2 separate regions of the Mus musculus genome follow, and region 1 is linked to region 2. A link is a loop called in an ENCODE intact Hi-C map of the cell type or tissue named here. Cell type or tissue: left cerebral cortex. All regions are shown on one strand. Links, peaks and the distances in the headings refer to the core of each region. The heading gives the core; the rest is flanking DNA.

Region 1 (9,815 bases), core at 768-8,767, 650 kb after region 2:
TTCATGTTTGTCTATTTTTCATTCCCTCACTATGTTAGGCCAACTCCCTGCAAACCATGCAAGAAGGTGGCAATGGCTTGATCTAGTTACAGAACTTGTGCTACATTCACATAGCTGTTGTGATTTTATGTGTGCAATGGCCCTGTCAGGTCTAGCAAATACTATCTCACTTCAGACTCTTACAATATTCCTGATCCCTTTTTTTGTGCTGATCTCTGCATCTTAGGGAATAGGGTGTGACATAGTTGACTGTCCCATTTATCTTAAATGTTATCTGCATTTGATCAGTTGTGGGTCTTTGTATTAATCATCATCTATTACAAAATGAAGCTTTTCTGATGAGTGTTGATGGATATATAAGCATTTTCCATTTCCTGGTTATTATAAATAAAGGAACAATAAACACAGATGAGTAAATATGTGTAAAATCCTTTGGAAATATGCCCAGAAGTGGATAGCTGTTTCTTGTAGTAGATATATTCTTCATTTTTTGAGAACTTGTCACAATGGCTTCCATAATGGGTGCACCAGTTCTGCACCAGTTCTGCACACCCACCAGAAACAAGTGTTTCTCGTTCCCCACATCCCTGTCAACATTTACTGTCATTAAAAAAGATCCTAGCCATTTTGAATGGGATATGATGAACTCTCAATGTAGCTTTAATTTGTATTTTTCTAATGACTAAGGATGTTGAATTTGTTTAAATTATATTCCTCAGCCATTTGCACGTCTTCTTTTGAGAACTGTTTAGTTCTATACCCCAAGTTTTACTTAGGTTATTTGTTTTCTCAGTGTTTAGGTTTGTTTTGTTTTGCTTTGGTTTTATTTTTTAATTCTTTGCATGTTCTAGATGCTGAACTTCTATAAGATGTATAGCAGGTAAAGATTTTATTCCCATTCTATAGACTGCCTTTTTGTTAGAAGGATAGTATCCTTTGTTATACAGAAGCTGTTTACTTTAATAAGGTTTCATGAATAAACTGTTGGACTAATATTGTTTGCTGTGCCTATAAATAGTCATTCCATGCCTTTTTCTCTCACAGGTTTGTGGTATCAGGTATTGCATGTAGGTCTTTGAATGCACTTGGACTTGAGTTTTGTGAAGTGTGAGGTATAATATAATCTAGTTTCATACTTCTACATGTAACTATCCAGTTTGGCAAAAATCACTTGTTAAAGATTCTGTCCTTTCTCCAGTGAATAATTTGATCTTTTTATAAAAAAAAAATGTGATTGTGGCAACGTGAGCTTAAATATGAATCTTCAATTCCATGCCATTGGTTAATGAGAATATTTTGATACCAATACCACTATGTTTTTATTACTATAGCTGTATCATAAATCTTAAAATCAGGGGTGGTAATGCCCTATGTTTTCATTGTTGCTGATTATTTTATCTCTCTTGGATCATTTGTATTTCAATATTAAATTTAAGATTTTTTTTTGATTTTTTTGTTTTTTGTTTGTTTGTTTGTTTTTCAAGACAGGGTTTCTCTGTATAGCCCTGGCTGTCCTGGAACTCACTCTGTAGACCAGGCTGGCCTCAAACTCAGAAATCTGCCTGCCTCTGCCTCCCGAGTGCTGGGATTAAAGGCGTGTGTCACCACGCCTGGCTAAGATTTTTTTTTTAACCTTTGTGAAGAACTGCATTCAAATTTTGATGTGAAATGCATTAAATATATAGATTGTCTACTAGAAGACCATTTTCACAATATCATTTGAACAAATTCATGATCATGGGAGTTCTTTACAGCTTCTACAGTTTCTTTATTCAGTATCTTAATGTTTTCATCACATAAGTCTTTCCTTTTGTTTGTTAGATTTATTACAAGATTAATTTGAAGCTATTATGAATGATATTATCTCCCTAATCTCTTTCATAGCATGTGTTTCTTTTTTTATGTTCAGAAAGGTTATTGATTGTGTATGAATGCGTGTGTGTGTGTGTATGTGTGTGTGTGTGTGTGTTAGCTGTATATTCCACTGCCCTACTTAATGTTTTTATCAGCTTTAGAAGCTTCCTGGTAAAATCCTTAGGTTCTTGTACATATAAAATCGTATCAACTATAAATAAGGATATTTTGGCTTCTCCATTTCCTAGTTGTATCCCATTTATCTTCTTTGTTTTTGTCTCATTGCCCTGGCTAATACCTCAAACACTATATTGAACAGAAGTAGAGAGAGTGGATGTCACTGGCTTATTTATAATTTGAGTAGAAATGTTTCAAGTTTTTCTGTCTTAGTATGATGTTGGTTGTGGGTTTGCGGTATGGTTCCTTTTTTTAAATTAAATTTTATTTTTTTAATATTTTTATTACATATTTTCCTCAATTACATTTCCAATGCTATCCCAAAAGTTCCCCATACCCTCCCCCCACTTCCCTACCCACCAATTCCCATTTTTTTGGCCCTGGCGTTCCCCTGTACTGGGGCATATACAGTTTGCGTGTCCAATGGGCCTCTAGATGATCTTCTCCATGTCTACTTGATTCCAGTAAATTTGCAACACCTACCCTTGACCATCTTAGGGAAAAGATGTTCAACATTCATTTGCCAACATACAGGCTCTACTTATTAACTTAGAACATGTTTAAAATAACTTAGGTGATTTCTGTATTAACCTCAGCTTTCTCAAGAAACATTTTGAGAGAATACTAAAGGAAAAGCCTAAGAAATATTATCTTTTGGTACATATATTAATTGTTTGATCAATGAGTGCCCAGGCTCTTGTTTGTCTTTAGGAATGCTGGGAGGCATAGATACACAGGCCATCTGTTCTTACACAGTGCACTACATAGTGTTAGAGGGCACTTGGTACAAAGCACTGTAACAGACACAGCAGCAAATGTAATTGGAAGCTGAGGAGCTTTGGAGATGAGTCAGTCCCAGAAGGCTAAGTAATAGCCTTGAGTTCCAAACAATGAGAAGAAATGCGTCTCTTGGATACTTAAGGGAAGAATGTTCTAGGAGAGAAACCTCTTCAACAGCTGGAAGTCAGAATGAGAGAAGAAAAGATAGGCTAGCTTCTAAATGGAATAGACTGGCGAAAATTAGCATTATTAGGTCTAGGAGGGTAGAGTTAAAGAAAGAATCTAGCTCATTCTTACTGAACCCAGAAGTCATCGGAGAGAATTAGTAAGTGAATGACATGGTCTGATATTTCTTCATATGTATGTGAACCTCTTCATATACACATATACATATATGTATATTCATACATGTATATAAAAATATTGTCAACAAGGTACATATGAAGTAGCATATTTAGCTCACTGCTTTGAAGATGATTACCCAAAAGGCAAAGCATGGACTATGTCTAGGGCCCTATATGACAGAGGTCAGGATGAAAAGTTGAACCTTTATATAGAAAGCAAAAAAAGACAGAGTGGAGCCAGGGTCATGCTTTCAGAGTAATTAATCCCTTAGAAATAACTGATTAGGCTTCCATGCCTTTTGAGGGCATACACCAGCTACAAAACCTTACTATTAGAGTAATAGTGACCTCTCAAAGGCCACCTTACCTCCCCTTACTGCCAATCTGTGAACTGACTTCCTAACACATGAACTTTTTGTGAGAATGAACAACATCACATCCACAGCCAGTCCCAAAAAAGAGTTTTATTCCATGTGGTGGTTAGAATGAAAATGGCTCTATATGCTCATACATTTGAATGCTTGGTACAAAGTTAATGGAACTGTTTGGGAAGGTTTAGGAGGTGAGGCCTTGTTTGTCTGTCTTTGTCTCTGTGTCTCTCTATGTCTCTGTCTCTCTCCATCTCTCTCTCTCTGTCTCTGTCTCTCTGTCTCTCTGTCTCTGTCTCTCTCTCTCTCTCTCTCTCTCTCTCTCTCTCTCTCTTTCTCTCTCTCTCTCTCTCCCTCTCTTGCAGCTGTTACTGGAGAATCAGATCTAACTCTCAGTTACTTGTTCATCACCATGCCTATCTGCCAGTACCATGTTCCCTGACATGATGATAATAGGCTAATTCTCTGAAGGTATAACCAAGTGCCCAGTTAAATGTTCTCTTGCATAAGTTGCCCCAGTCATGACATCCTTTCATAGCAATAGACTAAATGAGTCTATGTAAACATAAGTAACTTAAACATGTCCTTCATTTTCCTAAAAATTTATACACAGATTTTAATGGACCATAAAAATAAGTAACATTTCTGGAAAGAGAGGAAATGATATATTAATGTCTTAATTTTGTTAATGGAGTCACCTATACACTTCAATCAGCATCATTAGTGTTAGCATCCTCATCTTCCATAGTGAAGAAGGTATATGGTACAAAGCACCACTGACTCCCTTGCCATCAAAAATCGGATTTCACTCATAATAGTTATGCAACACCCAAATAGGTTCTCAGGACACCAGAGAAAGTAAAGTTTAGGCAGTGTTCACACATGAAGTCTAGACTCTATTAATAACTAAAACAGACTGTGTGTGCTGAGTTACTGAAAAGGAAACCATGGCACACAAGGGCAGTCCATAGAATAGTTGAGTTTTCCCAAAGAAGAGAAGAGGATATTCATACTCTCCCTAAAGCCTACAGGGAGGGTTGACTGAAGTCAAGAATGGAGAGAAGGGAATGTCCAGTGAACACAGTCTCCAAACAAATTCACTTTCTACACCGACATGTTAGGGAAAGGGTGAGCACTGCTATGAAGCTCAAACTCAGGACAACACCTCATTATGCTAATGAGAACTTATTAAAGGTATCAAATGCTTTGTAAGATACGTTCACAATGAAACACAAAATCATTCCCTTCACTTAGAAAATAGATCATATACAATTGCTTTTTAAAAATCAAATTCAGTAATTTTTTCAGGAAAACCATTTTGGAGACTATGTAAAGAATAAATTTCATATCATTGTCCTTTTATATCCCTCCCCATTACCCATTAATCTTAGATCTTAGATTTTATGTTGAGTGTTACATCTTTCTTATTGCATATTTTCAATAAGCTGAAAATGAAATCAGGGCTGCTCTGATTTATCTGGAGTTCTGATGTTAATTGTAACTCTCTTCTGCTTGGATTTGCTTCCGTAAAAGCCATTTATAGTTTATTGCTTCAGCAATCTTTGTCCCAGGAAGAATTAATTTCTCTGAAAGGTTATGGTTTGTAAGATCCAAAGTGATTGCTGCCTTGCCTATTTTAGGGTAATCAAATTCATATTCATATATATGATATATAAATATCATAAGTTATGGGCTTTACAAATTTGGTCAGTCACTGAAGGTTACTGTGGTATGTGAAATTATTTTAATTTTCCAATATTGCCAAGGACATTAAGAACATTTTGTGAAATAATTCAAATTATTGTTAACCCAGACTGAACCTAAATTAATGTTCTGCTTCACAATTTAATGAATGCATACATAATGTCACATGGCAATGAATCTGTGCAATTTAAACCACCCCATAATCAGTTTTGCTAAAAACAGAATCCAAGAGAAAAACACCATATATTTCATCAGCTCCTTGGATTCTTACTCGCTCATAGCACCCTCTAGGGGTTAAATTAACTTACTGCACCACAGACCCAACAGCTCTGATCACAATGTGTCAGTTCTCTGTCCTAGGCCACTGTACTTTCACCTTTGTTAGCGTAGACTTAGCACTATGAGATAGGTAGATCTAGTTTTAGATAAGAATACCTACGAGCACAGATGACCTGATCTCATCATGTGAAAGCATAGTAACATGAGAACTTACATGGGGTCCTCCACAATTCAAATGTCATAACCCATTCTAATCAAGGCCTTGGCCATGGCAGTGGTATGAAGGTGAATAGTGATTCACATGCAGATAAACCAAGAACATAATCATCAGGAGTAGACAAGGCATAGATATTGCACAGAAAAACACAACGCAATGGAAGCAAATGTTTGGGGGAGGAATATAAACTCCCATCACCTCTACCACCCCCAACCCACACCACCACCACCACCACCACCATCACCACCACCACAATCACCACCATATCACCATCATCATCATCCTCAACATCATCCATCCTATGTCCCAGGTACCTCAAGATCCTGTAGATGTTATAGACAGAAATACAAAAGTATATTGCATATATGATCTTGAAACAAGGAGACTGCAATTATTCATATAACAAAGGTATATTGTAATGCTGTGGTAGTGTGAATATGCTTGGCCTATAGGAAGCAGCACTATTAGGAGGTGTGGCCTTGTTGGAGGAGGGGTCACTGTGTAGGCAGGCTTTGAGGGCCTATGCTCAAGCTTTGTCAATTCAGACAGAGCCTTCTCCTGGCTGCCTGAAAAAGACAGACTCATGCTCCTGCCTGTGGATTCAGATATAGATCTCTCAGCTACTACTCCTGTACCATGTCTGCCTACATCCTGCCATTCTTACCTCCTTGGTGCTACTGGACTGAATGTCTGAAACTAAGCCAACTCCAATTAAATGTTTGCCTTATAAAAGGTGCTTTGGTCATGGTGTCTCTTCACAGCAAAGTAAGACAAATGCCAAAGCAATGCTAGGCCTGAGTGTCAAAATTAATCTTGGGCCTGATTGTAGCTTCTGAAAGCATAAAATATCTGATATTATTCATGGTAGAAAACATTTTTGACATTGAATTAAGGCAAAATATTTCTTAGGATTCACCACCCAATGCATAAAGCTAAAAATTTTTATAAACTGACTGAATAATATTAAAATAATTTCACTGAGGAAATAGCATGAAAACCTAACATGCTTTAGTTTTTATATATTTCTAGGAAATTAATGTGGGGTAATATGAGATCCTAATTGCTTGGAATAAGACATGAAAAGAAAGGAAGATTATGAAGGGACTCCAATGTCCCTTTAGTACAAAAATACAACAAAATAAAGTGATGGATTAGACTAATTTCCCTTCATGCAAAGTCTTCATTTTCATAAAATTTATATTCTCTTTGGAGAAATTTATATATATAAATCGATATTATTGATTAGAGGTGGTAATAAAATTAAAGAGTTTGGTTTTATAGAGTAAATGGGGGAGACAGTCTCAACAAAACCCTTAGGAGATTAGACCCTACAACAAAGTGTTCCCGACATTCAGGAAAACAAAGCTACAATCTCAAGAATGGAGAGTGCTTAGAGACAGACTGCCAGAACAAAGAAAGCAAGGAAGAGGAGGCAAGTGTGATCTTTTCCAATTTTGTATATAATTCTGTTTTAAAAGCCATCTTTAGTTCATTCTTTGAGACCAATTTTATACAATGTATCTTGATCATATTGTCCAATCACCTATCCAGCACCACCTGGGCATCTCCAACAACTCTTCTCCTTCCTTCCCTTCATATACTTCCCTTTTTCAATAATCCATTCAATCCAATTCGTGCTGCCTGAGGGATGCTGACGCATAGTGTTGGCTTGATTTTGTGCCAGTAGCCAGAGGTGCAGTGAATTTGTGAGTGCAATGACCATGACATGTCCAGGAGACAGCATTCACAGCATTGTTCCTCATCTGTACCCGCTTTCCCTTGATGATCACAGATCCTTGAGCATGTGCAAGTATGGAGCTGATAATGATGTTCCACTTAGAACTGAGAACTCAACAGCCATCAGTTTGGCTAGTCTGGCCAGTTATGAGTTTTTGAAATTTTGGCATGAATCTATAATTCATCTGGGCTTTGATTCTATTGAGAAAAATGCACGCGTGTGTCTGTCTGTCTGTCTGTCTGTCTGATATATTTGTATGTGTCTGTGTATGAATATGTATGTGTAAGTATATATGTACATATGTGCAAATGGAGACCACATGATGACTTTGTTGTATTTCTCAGTTGCTCTTCACCTTATTTCCTGAGATAGGGTCATCAATTTGGTTGACTGTCTAGTAGTAAGCCACAGGGATCCTCATCTCTCCACTCCCAGCACTAGAATTATAGGTACACACTCCTTCACAAACTTCAAATCTCAACTGAGCTCCACTTGCCTTCAAAATAAGCACTTTACCAATTGACCCATATCCCTAGCTTTAAACTGATTCTTGAGGGAAAATTAATTGAATTTGAGTAGCTTACCTGCATCAGCAGCAGCTGAGACTGCAATGCTGTTTTATTCACCTCATTGCTCCAGAGTTCTCTCATAGTAGACTTCTAGTGACTGAAAACATTGAGTAACTCAGGAGACTTAAAAATCAACTCTGAAGTGAATGCTTTAATCTTCTGTCTTCATTTGATGGCTTTCTACCGGAGTCATGTTTACCGGAGCTTATTCTTTATGACAAATGCATGCTGGACACAAGAGGTAGGAGCATGGGCTAGTACACTGCTTGCAGAGCTCTAAATTAGGGCTTGCCTAATTTAGTAGGTAAATTTATCTTATGTGCCTGTTGCTTTAAAACATTTATAATATTCGTATGATGGCAACAGATACAAAATTGTTTGTTTATAAAGTATGAACAGATATAAAAACAGGAGAAAGGCACTCAAATGACCTTCAAAATGAAGGTGTGAGGACACCTTCTGTTGAAGGTTATACTGGTCAGTTTATGTTTAGGCAACATGGTTCTAATGTGATTATTTATCTTGACAGAAGATGGCTGACACTGGACATGTACAGGCCTAGAGTGAGAAAGAAAAATGGCTGAATGCCAGGTATGAAGTGAACTCAAAAGTATGTAATAGTGTAATGTGTTATAAACTTATAGGCATTAAGTGAATGTTTATGGTTTTACATGGGTATGTCATGTCAAGTATTCTAATGCGACAAAGCCATGGGAGTATCAAAGTCATCCCCAAGTAAGGTACAGAGGGATGCCAAAGAATTCCTCTGGTCCTTCTGCAGATGATTGTGGTTGCAGAAAATGTCCACCATAGTTTTCTGCTCACAGATGTTTTTGGCCTGAGACTAGTTCCCTACAGAGACTATTACTACTGAAATTAGCTAAGCCTGCCTCCTTGCTGAGCCATATATAGTAACGCAGCCTCCATGATTATCAGTATGCAGTAACCTCACCTCCGTGTTCAATTGCATGTAATAAAGATGTTGAGTTTCCAGGATGTTGTGCCTTCTCCATCAGAAATCCCAGTCTACCTTGATCTCAGTTTCTATGTCTGCGTGTCTTTGTATTTGTCCTTTCTTCATTCCCTCACCACCCCAGATAGATAAATCCAAGAATCCATATAGAGCAAAGCAATAACTATTCCTGACAAAATGCCACTTTTCTGTGATTGTATATAATTATAGCCTCGAGGTTAGAGATATGTGTCTTCGTCTTCCCCTTCACCGTTTTGTAGGTAGAATGTTGATTTCTTTAAAAATAAACAGTTATGTTATGCAAAATAACATAATCTCAGGTGTAGGTTATGGGCTATTTCAGATTGTCAATGCAGCAGATGATTTGCCTCATGCTGTGGCAGGGGTGTGGTTTGTGCTAGCTGCAGATATTTTAATTCTGATGCCTCCGGATAAGCTATAAAATTCCAGAGACCTGAGAAGGGCTGGGGTGGGAGGAAGAAGAAGAAGGAGAAGGAGGGGGAGGAGGAGGAAGAGGGAGGGGGTGGAAGGGGGAAGCGGAGGGGAAGACGACAAGGACGAGGACAAGGATGAAGACTACGAAGAAGTGTGCCTGTCTATGTACAGCCTGTTTGTATCAACATGTGCTTGGATACCTGTAGATATTTGCCTGCTCAGCAGTCTCTGTGACAGTGAACAAAACTGAATCTTATCTGGCTGCAATTTCTCAAGTCTCATCTATCTTCTAGCCTCCTGAGAACCTCATTGTTTCCTGGTTTGATAGCTTTGATCTCACATGCATGTCTAAAAACGTATACAATGCTCCTGTGTTT
Region 2 (9,725 bases), core at 1-8,000:
ACTTAATGCCTAAAGGCCTCAGTTTTCTCACTGGTAAAACCAGGGCGCTAGGGACTCCCTCCCGGTTCTGACATTCTTTAGGAAAATGCAACACGGCGCAGACAGCTGGAGAGGCGGGAGGGGAGGAGCCAGAAAACAAAGCGGGGACTGGCTCCCGGCCAACTCCAGCAGCACGCCCTGTCGGAGAGCCCTACAGGCCCGCGAGCGAGCGAGCGAGCGAGCGCGGGTCGGGGAAGCTAACGAAAGACAGCACATCGAAAGGAGCCTGGGCTGGGCCCGGGTCCCGGCCCTGAGGACCACGGGCATAGCTCACCACCATCACCGCGGGCGAGGGCCGTCCCTTCCCAGCGACGAAATGACCCTTGCGCTGACGACCGTTACCTACCACACTCTTCGGCTGCCCGGACTTAGACCCTCAGTAGCTCGGGCACCTAAGCACACAGAAAGCTAGACCACGCATTTCCGGGGCGGGATCTGGCCACCCTGCCTATAATGTGAGAATTCAACTAGCGCGGGCCGCCTTCTGGTCGCTCGGCCCTCTGGGTAAGGAAGTCCAGAGTCTGTTAGCTGACGTGGGTTCAGGGATCAAAAAACTACATTTCCCAGCATTGCAACAGAACCAAATTTCTCATGGACACTACACTTCCCAGAAGAGACGTGGCGCCGCAGAGTCGTCTGGGATGGGAACCACGCCGTTTCCCAGCCTCAGTTCCAGGAGTGAAGCGCGGACCTTTCAACAAGAGCTTTATTGATTCTCTTGCTGGGATCGGGGGAACGCGATGGAGGCGGCCAATTGCTCTCTGCGGGTGAAAAGACCTCTGCTGGATCCCCGCTTCGAGGGCTACAAGCTGTCTCTCGAACCGCTGCCCTGCTACCAGCTGGAGCTTGATGCAGGTGGGATCGGCGGCACCCTCTCGCACCCGGTTCCTTCTTGTTGAGGCTGCCATTGGCGCAACCCTCTGTCACTCCGGCTAGCCAGCCACCTCCTGCCGGTCTGCACCTAGAGCGGCCGTCCACGCGGGGACCCGAGGATGCCCCCTTTCCTTCCGCGCCTTAGCCGCGGCACTGTGGGCTGGCCTAGGCGTCCGCAGCTCAGGCTCGGATGTTCTCCGCCCATACATCTCTGGCTCCTGCTCTGAAGGTTCAAGTTGTCCTTCCTTCCCAAACCTTACCTTTAGTAAACGTGTTCGCTGAGAAGCCACACCTCCTTGGAAAGTCCCCAACTCCCTTTTTCCTTCTGACGCAGAATCATTTCTTGGGAGAGAAAAATTTCCACATTCAGTTAGCAGTTTCAAATACTCGGGTCCTGGATCATGCTACAATTTATTGAGGGCAAGTGATTTAGTGCGCTTACTGTTGCTTGCTGCTACTACTTATTTATCTGTAACTTCCTAGAGGCTATTCTCCTTTTTACAACCATAGGAATTGTAGTTTTGTTAGGGAAAGTGTCCAGGGATTTGTGTTTTTAAATACATGTCTCTGCAGATTCTTATTTTGATACAAGTTTTCCATAGGTTGTACTTTGAGAAATAGTGATCTAGAGGTGTTAGTCGACGTTTGAGTATCAAGCGTTACTTATGTATGTATCTATGTATCTTTTCTCTAGATTGTATCTAGATTGTAGGGAGTCTATTCTTGACTGTCCTGGCACTTGCTTTGTAGCCCAGGCTGGCCCAGAACTCACAGATAACCAGCTGCCTCTGTGCTGGGATTAAAGACATAAACAAGTAGACCAACAAATGCTTGGGTTTTTTGTTTGTTTGTTTGTTTGTTTGTTTTTAAAGTTTCTTAAGTGTAAAAGTAATTGTTGTGGGCCTGTTTTGTGATTCATCGAGATGATTACGTGATTGGTATAATCATGAGTACCTAATAAATCATAATCCATTCACTAATAAACATCTAATTACAGTATGGGCAAGTAGTGAGAGGAACGTGAGCAAATGTAATGGTCTAACTGAGTATGTTTTCTCAACTTGTTTGGAGACCTGGGAAAACTTCCGGTAGGAGTTGATGAGGGACTTGAGTTGTGAAGGAAAACAGGTAGCTGTTGGCTGGTATAAGAGGAGAGGTGCTTCCTTCTTTTTGTTCTTTCTCTTGGACGTTTTTTGTTGCTTTTCTTTCTGTGTCAATAAATGATCCGGCCATGTTTAGTTAGCCAATTGATTGGAAACAAAATTCGAAGGAACAAAACCTAATGGCTCAAGCCAGCAGGTTCTCCTCACTGCTCATTCAGTTACGAGTTGGCAGAGGCAGTTCTAGTCAGCTTGATTTGTCTAGATCACTTGCCAGATGATCTTGACTTGAGTCTTCCATATGGCTGGTCACCTTTCAACAGGCTAGCACAGGCTGTTTGCGGAAGTTAAGTCACGGTGTACATGCTGTTCCAGTGGCTGTCGACACATTTCCACTTGTTCCATTGGGCAAAGCAAATTAAATAATCAAGTGAAGAATTGCTGTTGGAAGACCCTAGCAGAGGGTGGAGATCTAGAGCGCTAAAAGTTGGGACAGTGAAAGTCTAGGAAATTATATTACTCTCTGTTAATGTGAAATCAAGGTACTAAACAGGTATAATGCCCAAGTTTCCTTGTGCCCTTGTGTAACTCTCTCTGCTGGCACCCACAGTCAGGAAATGAGAATGCTTACTCTCAACCTGATTTCTCTTTATTCAGTAGTGCTGCCCCCATTAAGATCTAGGTAATCTCTCATAGGTTTGCCCAGAGGCTTATCTATAAGATGATTTGGGATGGAGCTGGTTAGATGGCTCAGCAGGTAAGAGCACCCGACTGCTCTTACCTTGCTCTTACCTGCTCTTGAGTTCAAATCCCAGCAACCACATGGTGGCTTACAACTATCCCTAATGAGATCTGACTCCCTCTTCTGGAGTGTCGGAAGACAGCTACAGTGACTTACATATAATAAATAAATAAATCTTAAAAAAAAAAAGATGATTTGGGATCCTATGAAGTTGACAACCAAGATTAGAGCTGTCCATTTTTCTGCAAATCTCATTTTCTTTACAGCTGAATATAATGCATTTCATATACGTGCATCTGTGTAGCTTTCCTTTATTCAGTCATCTATTGATAAACATCTAGATTGATTCTGTTTCCTAGCTTTTGGGAAGAGAGCAGTAATGAATGTGAGTGTGCAGGGATCTCAGTGGTAGGATAGAGAATTCTTTGAGTATATGCCCAAAAGTATAGCTGTAGGGTCATAAGCTTTGGAGAAACCTCCATATAGATCTCCATAATGGCTATAAGTAGTTTAAATTTCCACTAGCCATAAAACGGGATCATCGGTGTGCGCTATCCTCTCATTTCTTATGGATGACACTGAATCTCAAAGTAGGTTTAATTTGCTTTTTTCCTGATTGCTAAGGATGTGAAACACTTTGATGTGTAGTGATGTGTGTTTTAGTTTTTTAGTTTGTTGTCGTTGTTATGTATAGTTAGCTATTAACTTTTTGTCTGAGTATAGAGCTAAAGACTTTCATTCTGTAGTCTGCCTTTCACTCTGTTAATAGTTTCTTTGCTGTTGAGAAAACATTTTAATTTTATATCATCTCGTTTATTATTTCCTGTGGTTATTTCCTGTGCTGATAAAGTATTGTTCAAAAGTTTTTTTTTTTCTTTCTGTGCCTATATCTTGAAATGTATTCCCTTTAATCTCTTGTAGCCATCTCAGTATTTCAGATTTTGATAGAGTTTGAAATAATTTTTATGTAGAGTGAATATAGTCAATAATTTAGGAGGGAAAGCCTTATCTGTTCCCATTCTAGCTCCCAAATAATTGACTCAAAGTCCTATTAAGTTTATTAACAAGCTTTAAACACAATGACTGGGCAGATGTTTGTCTATTCTAACTTTCTAAGCCATAGATAGGTCCCATGTTACTTGCAGTCTGAGTTTCCCTGGCTTGCTCTGTTCCATGTGCACCCTCATGGTGAATCCCTTGGTGACCTGCTCATCCTGACTCCTCTCCGATCCTTTGCTCAGGACCAATTCTTTCTCATTCTCCCCAGACACACCTCCTTCGGGACTGTCTCCCTGGAATCAGAAGTCCTGCCTTCTCTGCCCAGCCATAGGCTAATCAGCTCCTTATTAACTAATCAGAGATAATTGGAGAACATTCTTTATAAAGGATAGATAGAGGAGATGGTTCAATAATCATGACAGTGCCAGCATCTGGACTGTATCTAGATTCCTGGACACAGAAATCAGCTTCTGAATACACAGTACACAACACACACTCCCAAAACAAAACAAAACAGGTTTTATTTCATTCTTCAAGTAGGTAACAAGTGTGCCATTAGCATTTATTAAATAAGCTGTGTTTTTTCCAGTTATGTCTTTGACACCTGTGTGAAAAATTAGGCAGTCATAGCTGTATGGAATGATTTTTTTTGGTCTCTCACGTGTTCTCAGTGTCTGCCTTCATGCTGATGTCATGCTGTCTCTATTCTTATATTTCTAGAATAAGGTCAGGTATTTGATACCTGCAGTAATATTGCTGCTTAGAATTGTTTTGATTATTTGTAGTCTTATGCATATCCATGTGAATTTTTGGGTTCTTCTACTTCTATGAAGATTGCCATGGAAATCTTGAAGAGGATTGCAGTGAATCAATAGAATAATTTTGGTAATATATCCATTCTTACAATATTAATCCATCCAGCCCATGATCATGGACGGTGTTTTCATCATCTTATATCTTTCTTGATTTATTTTTTACTTTTTAAAGGGGTGATGTTCTAATAGGGAAACGGTTAAGAAACTTCTGATTTGTTTTGCGCTACCTAGGGTTCTTTATCCAAAGATGACAAAAACCATGCTTGGCTTATTATTGCTTAAAATCACTACTGCTTTGAGCCATTACAGTCTGATATGCTTCCTGCATTAGTACATTTCATCCACACAGTGGTGCTAGAAAGCCAGCAATTGGTTACAGTTTCTCTCTTATTTAGTGAAGTATATATTTTTAACCATCCCTTATAAAATAAATACTTCCTTGAACTGAAGGAGATGTTTCCATAGTCCCCAATCAGCGTTCTTATAATCTTAGGATTTTGCTTGTGACGTCTGAAATGTTTCCAGGCTTCAGCCACCTCTCATTTGGCTGACCTCAGCTCCTCTCATTTGAGTGACCTCAATGGCTTCTTAATGGTTTTGCCCCTTTTCTGCTGCAATCAGTTTTCCAAATCATTGTTTTTTACATACTCTCTCAGGACTCAAGTGTGAATCTTACTCTCCTGTTTAGAAACCAATGAATTCGTGCTTACTTCCTTTATAAAGGAAGAAATGAAGATAAAGTGTCTTATAATCAATTTCTGTGCTCATTCTTCAGCTGCATTTGTTTGCAGCTGTTCTTGGTATGTAGTTTTTATACTTTGCAAACTAGTAATGGTTAGTTCTAATTCTCATTTGACACAGCCTGGAATCACCTGAGGAGGAAGTGACAGGAGTAAATTGCTTAATTTGCCCTGTGGGTGTGGGTGTGAGACTTTTTGTTTATGTATTTATTTATTGTAGCTCAGGTCATTTTGATAGGAAAGCATACCTTGACTGTGGTAGCATCATTTAATGGGTTGAGCCCTGGTTTGAGTGACAGGGATAGAGCACCAAATGTGTATTCATTCTCTGTGTTCCTGACCATGGATGTGAATAGTGGCTTCATGTTTCTGAATTGACTTCCCTAGCAATGATGGGTGGTAACCTGGAATTGAGACATAAATAAATACCCTTTCTTCCCTAAGTGGCTTTTATCAGAGTTTTATCACAGCAATAGGAAAGAAAACTAGGACTTTTAATCGAATGCGTATCTTTTTATTTCCACTTTTTTCCTGTTTTTTTTTTTTTTTTTTTTTTTTTTTTTTTTTTTTTTTTTGCTTAGAAAGGGTATTATGTAAAGTTGTATTTCTTCAATTAATTTTTTCTTCTTGGCTCTGTCCTGGAAAGCTTTTGTTAATCTCCTGAGTAGGTCAGTTCTCTTCTATATATCCTTGTGGAAATTGTATTTTTTAATATAAGATTTAATTATGTAAAATTTATTTTACGGTGTGATTGCTGGGTTAGTCCCCTTCGCTTTGCTTGAGAGGTGTGGTTATCTATTTATTATCTTGAGACAGAACTTGCTGGCCTCTAATTCACAGAGCTCCATGTGCCTCTGCCTCCTGGGTGCTGAGATTAAAGGTGTGCACCATCACACCTGGCCCATTATCCTTTTTCTTACAAGATCCTAAGTTCTGAAAAGGTAGATAGAGTATGTTCCCTTTGTGTATCACTGGTATGAGTGGTGCTGATTAAAAGACTTGCTAAATAAATGAGTGAATAAATATGTAAGCCAGGACTCAGGGCAGGCATTGAAAATAGGAAAAGTGGGGCTGGAGAAACAGCTCAGCAGATAAGAACATGTGTTGCTCTTGCAGAGGGTTCAGTGCCAGGAACCTGAATGGTGGCCTATGAGCATCTGTACCCATAGTCTAAAGGATCAGATGCTTTTCTCACCACAGGCACCAGACATGCTAGTGGTACCCATACATTCATGTACACAAACACAAGTACACAATAAAAATGAAAAAGAAAATAGCAATGGTATGATGTCCTTTGTGGGTTTTATTGTCAACTTGACCTAATTGAGAGTTATCCAGAAGAGGGCATGTCAATTGAAGTGTTGCCCATTTCATATTGACCTGCATCTCTGTATGTGAAGAATTGTCTTTATTGTTGATTGATATGGGAAGACCCAGCCCACCATGAACAGAGCCACTGCTGGGCAGATGTTTAATGGTATATGTATACAAAAGCTGATGGAGCACAGGTCAGAGGAAGCAAGCCATTCCTCCATAGTTTCTACGTCAGTTTCTGCTTGAGTTCCTGTCCTGACTATCATCGGTGATGAACTGTGACCTGGATGCTGGAGTTACCCTCCCTCTCTGAGGTTGCTTCTGGTTATGGTGTTTAGCACAGCAGCAGAAAGCAAACGAAAGCAATGGGTAAAAAAGAAAATTGTTGCAGGGAGAATAGAGTTAAAGTGAGTTTTATAGTAAGGTAACATGTAGGCTCAGTGACACTTAATATTTCTTGTTACAACATTAATTAATTGTACAACATGAGCAGTCCCGAGCTGCAAGAATTTGGAACTGCACTGATAGGCAGGAGTGTGAGGGAGAGACCATATTTTTTTAATTCAGAATTAGGAGAACAGCTAGTGTTTTAGTTGAGAGAGTGCTACTCTGTACATAGAAAAGTTTATGTATGTCCTAACTATGATATTGTTTTATTCCATATAATTGGGAAAGATGGAATATGATGCTGAAGTCACTATTTGTGTTTACACACAATTTTCTAACTTTATAATCATGTAATAAAGACATTGTCACTTTCTTTGTGTGTGATAAAGATGAATGTTTTAAAAAGCATAAAAATGCTTTATCAATGGACACTTGTTTGTTTGCCCATAAAATGTTGACTATTGTACTTCAAAATTGTAGAGGTACATAAAAGAAAAGGATTGTGCTACGAAAGACCTGCCTGTTGTAGCCTCTGTAGCTGGCATTAACTGTTTCTGTACCCTGTAGGCATTCTGCAGAAAGGAATGATCTGAGATGCAAGTTTTAATGATTATGTTTATATTTATGCATACAGATATATGTAAATATATATTTGTATATATGTGTTTTTCAGCTGTGGCAGAAGTAAAACTTCGAGATGACCAGTATACATTAGAACACATGCATGCTTTTGGGATGTATAATTATCTGCACTGTGATGCCTGGTATCAAGACAGTGTCTACTACATTGATAACCTTGGAAGAATTATGAACTTAACAGTGATGCTGGTAAGAAACACATGCAGAGGAAAAAGACAGATGTCATCCTGTTTTCCTTACTGTTTAATCTCTGAATCTGATGTCCAGACAGTCAAGGTGCACATACCTTTGGAATGTGGAAATCTGTCATCAAACTGTAAGGCTCCTCCCCTTCTGCTTACCTCAGTTATAGCTTTTCCTCTTCTTGATTTTTATAATCCCCTGTGCCCATCCATTTCCACCTGTGTGGTATAGCCTCAATATAATAATGGATTACTTCTTTTCCATTTCATTTAGTGTTTACATTAGGTAATTTAAATTAGGTTTGGTTGTTTGGGTTGATCCCTGTTGCATTATAAAATACTCCTTTTTTTCCTGTAGGTCTTGGGAAAAAATTTGCCTTCAAATCTTATTTGTCTTATAATAATAGAGTCCTTAAATTAATTATATTGTAATATATGTATATATATATAGTCTTATATTAATAGAGACTTAAAAACTAATATTCTGGCTAGGGAGAAATCTCAATCAGTAATATTCCTTTTATTTCTATATTGTGTAATAATTTGAGGAGTATTGGTATTACTTCTTTGAAAATCTGTGCTAAAACCTCATGAGGATCTGAGTTCTGTATCTAGCATCTATATTGCAAGCCCTGGTGTGGTAGCACTCCCTTATAATCTCAGTCCTGACAAGGCAGAGATATGCACTTCCCTGCACTTGCAGTAGTGTACAGTGTCAGAAAAACACCACCAGAGGTTTACCTCTAGCCTCCATGTACATACAAGCAAATGTGCTTATACATGCAAGTGCACATACAAAGTGCTGTCTTTTTCTTTGAATGTATCAAAATTTTTTACCTTAAAAGGGTTAAAGTGTGTCTCATAAATAGCTAGTAGTTAATTTGGATAATGGTTTGTCTCTTACTGATTTTTCCCAAAAAACAACTCTTTGTTTTATTGACTCTTGGTATTGTTTTTGTTGTTTTGTTTTGCTTGTTGAATTTATTTCTCTTTTACTGATTTCAGTAATCAATTATTGATAATGAATTCTGTAATTGATTATTTCCTGCTGTTTACTCCTTTTGTGTGTGATTTCTTTTTGTTGTTATAGAGCTTTTAGGTGTGTTAGTTTCTAGTATGAGATTTTTCTAATTTTTTTTTGTAATGTTGGCACTTAGTTCTAAGAATTTGGCTCTTCGAACTGCCTTTGTTGGGTTCCATAATTTTGAATATGTTGTATATTAATTTATCTAAATTAACAAAATTAGAAATGAAAAGAGACCCATCCTTCAGTCTCAGCTCTGAAGGACCATCCAGAGACTGCCCCACCCAGGATCCATCCCATAAACAACCACCAAGCCCAGACACTATTGCTTATGCCAACAAGATTTTGCTGATAGGACCCTGATATAGCTATCTCCTGTGAGGCTATGCCAGTGCCTGGCAAATACAGAAGTGGATCCTCACAGTCAGCTATTGGATGGAGCACAGGGTCCCCAATGAAGGAGCTAGAGAAAGTACCCAAGGAGCTAAAGGGGTCTGCAGCTCTATAGGAGGAACAACAATATGAACTAACCAGTATCTCCAGAGCTCCTTGGGACTAAACCAGCAATCAAAGAAAACACATAAAGGGACTTGTGTCTCTAGCTGCATATGTAACAGAGGATGGCCTAGTCAGCCATCAATGGGAGGAGAGGCCCTTGGTTTTGGGAATATTCTATGCCAGTATAGGGGAATGCCAGGGCCAGGAAGCAGGAGTGGGTGGGTTGAGGATCAGGGGGAAGGGGGAGGGTATAGGGGATTTTCAAAGAGAAAACTAGGAACATTTGAAATGTAAACAAAGAAAATATCTAGTAAAACAAAAAAGTGAAAGGAAAGGAAAGGAAAAGAAAAGAAAAGAAAAGAAAAGAAAAGAA

The links. Hi-C counts contacts between places; a loop is a spot of excess contacts. Peaks named below come from ENCODE experiments on the same cell type or tissue, not always from the same donor. Only the 100,000 strongest peaks of a DNase experiment are listed, where the experiment ranks them.
Region 1: a loop joins it to region 2, with 4 times the contacts of the local background. A loop is called at or near these places in 14 of 42 quality-filtered maps.

Annotation. Positions count from the first base shown.
Region 1 is chr15:43,768,673-43,778,487 of GRCm38, reverse strand. No RefSeq gene overlaps it. Among named protein-coding and RNA genes, the nearest start is that of Tmem74, 96 kb to the left of the region's middle. In left cerebral cortex, for the core only: a CTCF peak has its summit at 5,527 (motif pointing left); a DNase peak (open chromatin) is centred at 5,513.
Region 2 is chr15:44,418,831-44,428,555 of GRCm38, reverse strand. Nudcd1 (NudC domain containing 1) reads left to right here and starts at 249. Exons shown (of 10, transcript NM_001113554.1): 1 at 249-894; 2 at 7,683-7,837. The coding sequence starts at 780. It overlaps Eny2 (ENY2 transcription and export complex 2 subunit), which reads right to left and starts at 445. Exons shown (of 5, transcript NM_175009.3): 1 at 314-445. The coding sequence starts at 319. In left cerebral cortex, for the core only: CTCF peaks have their summits at 684 and 4,924; DNase peaks (open chromatin) are centred at 179, 576, 918 and 4,977; H3K4me3 peaks cover 1,735 bases; H3K27ac peaks cover 1,268 bases.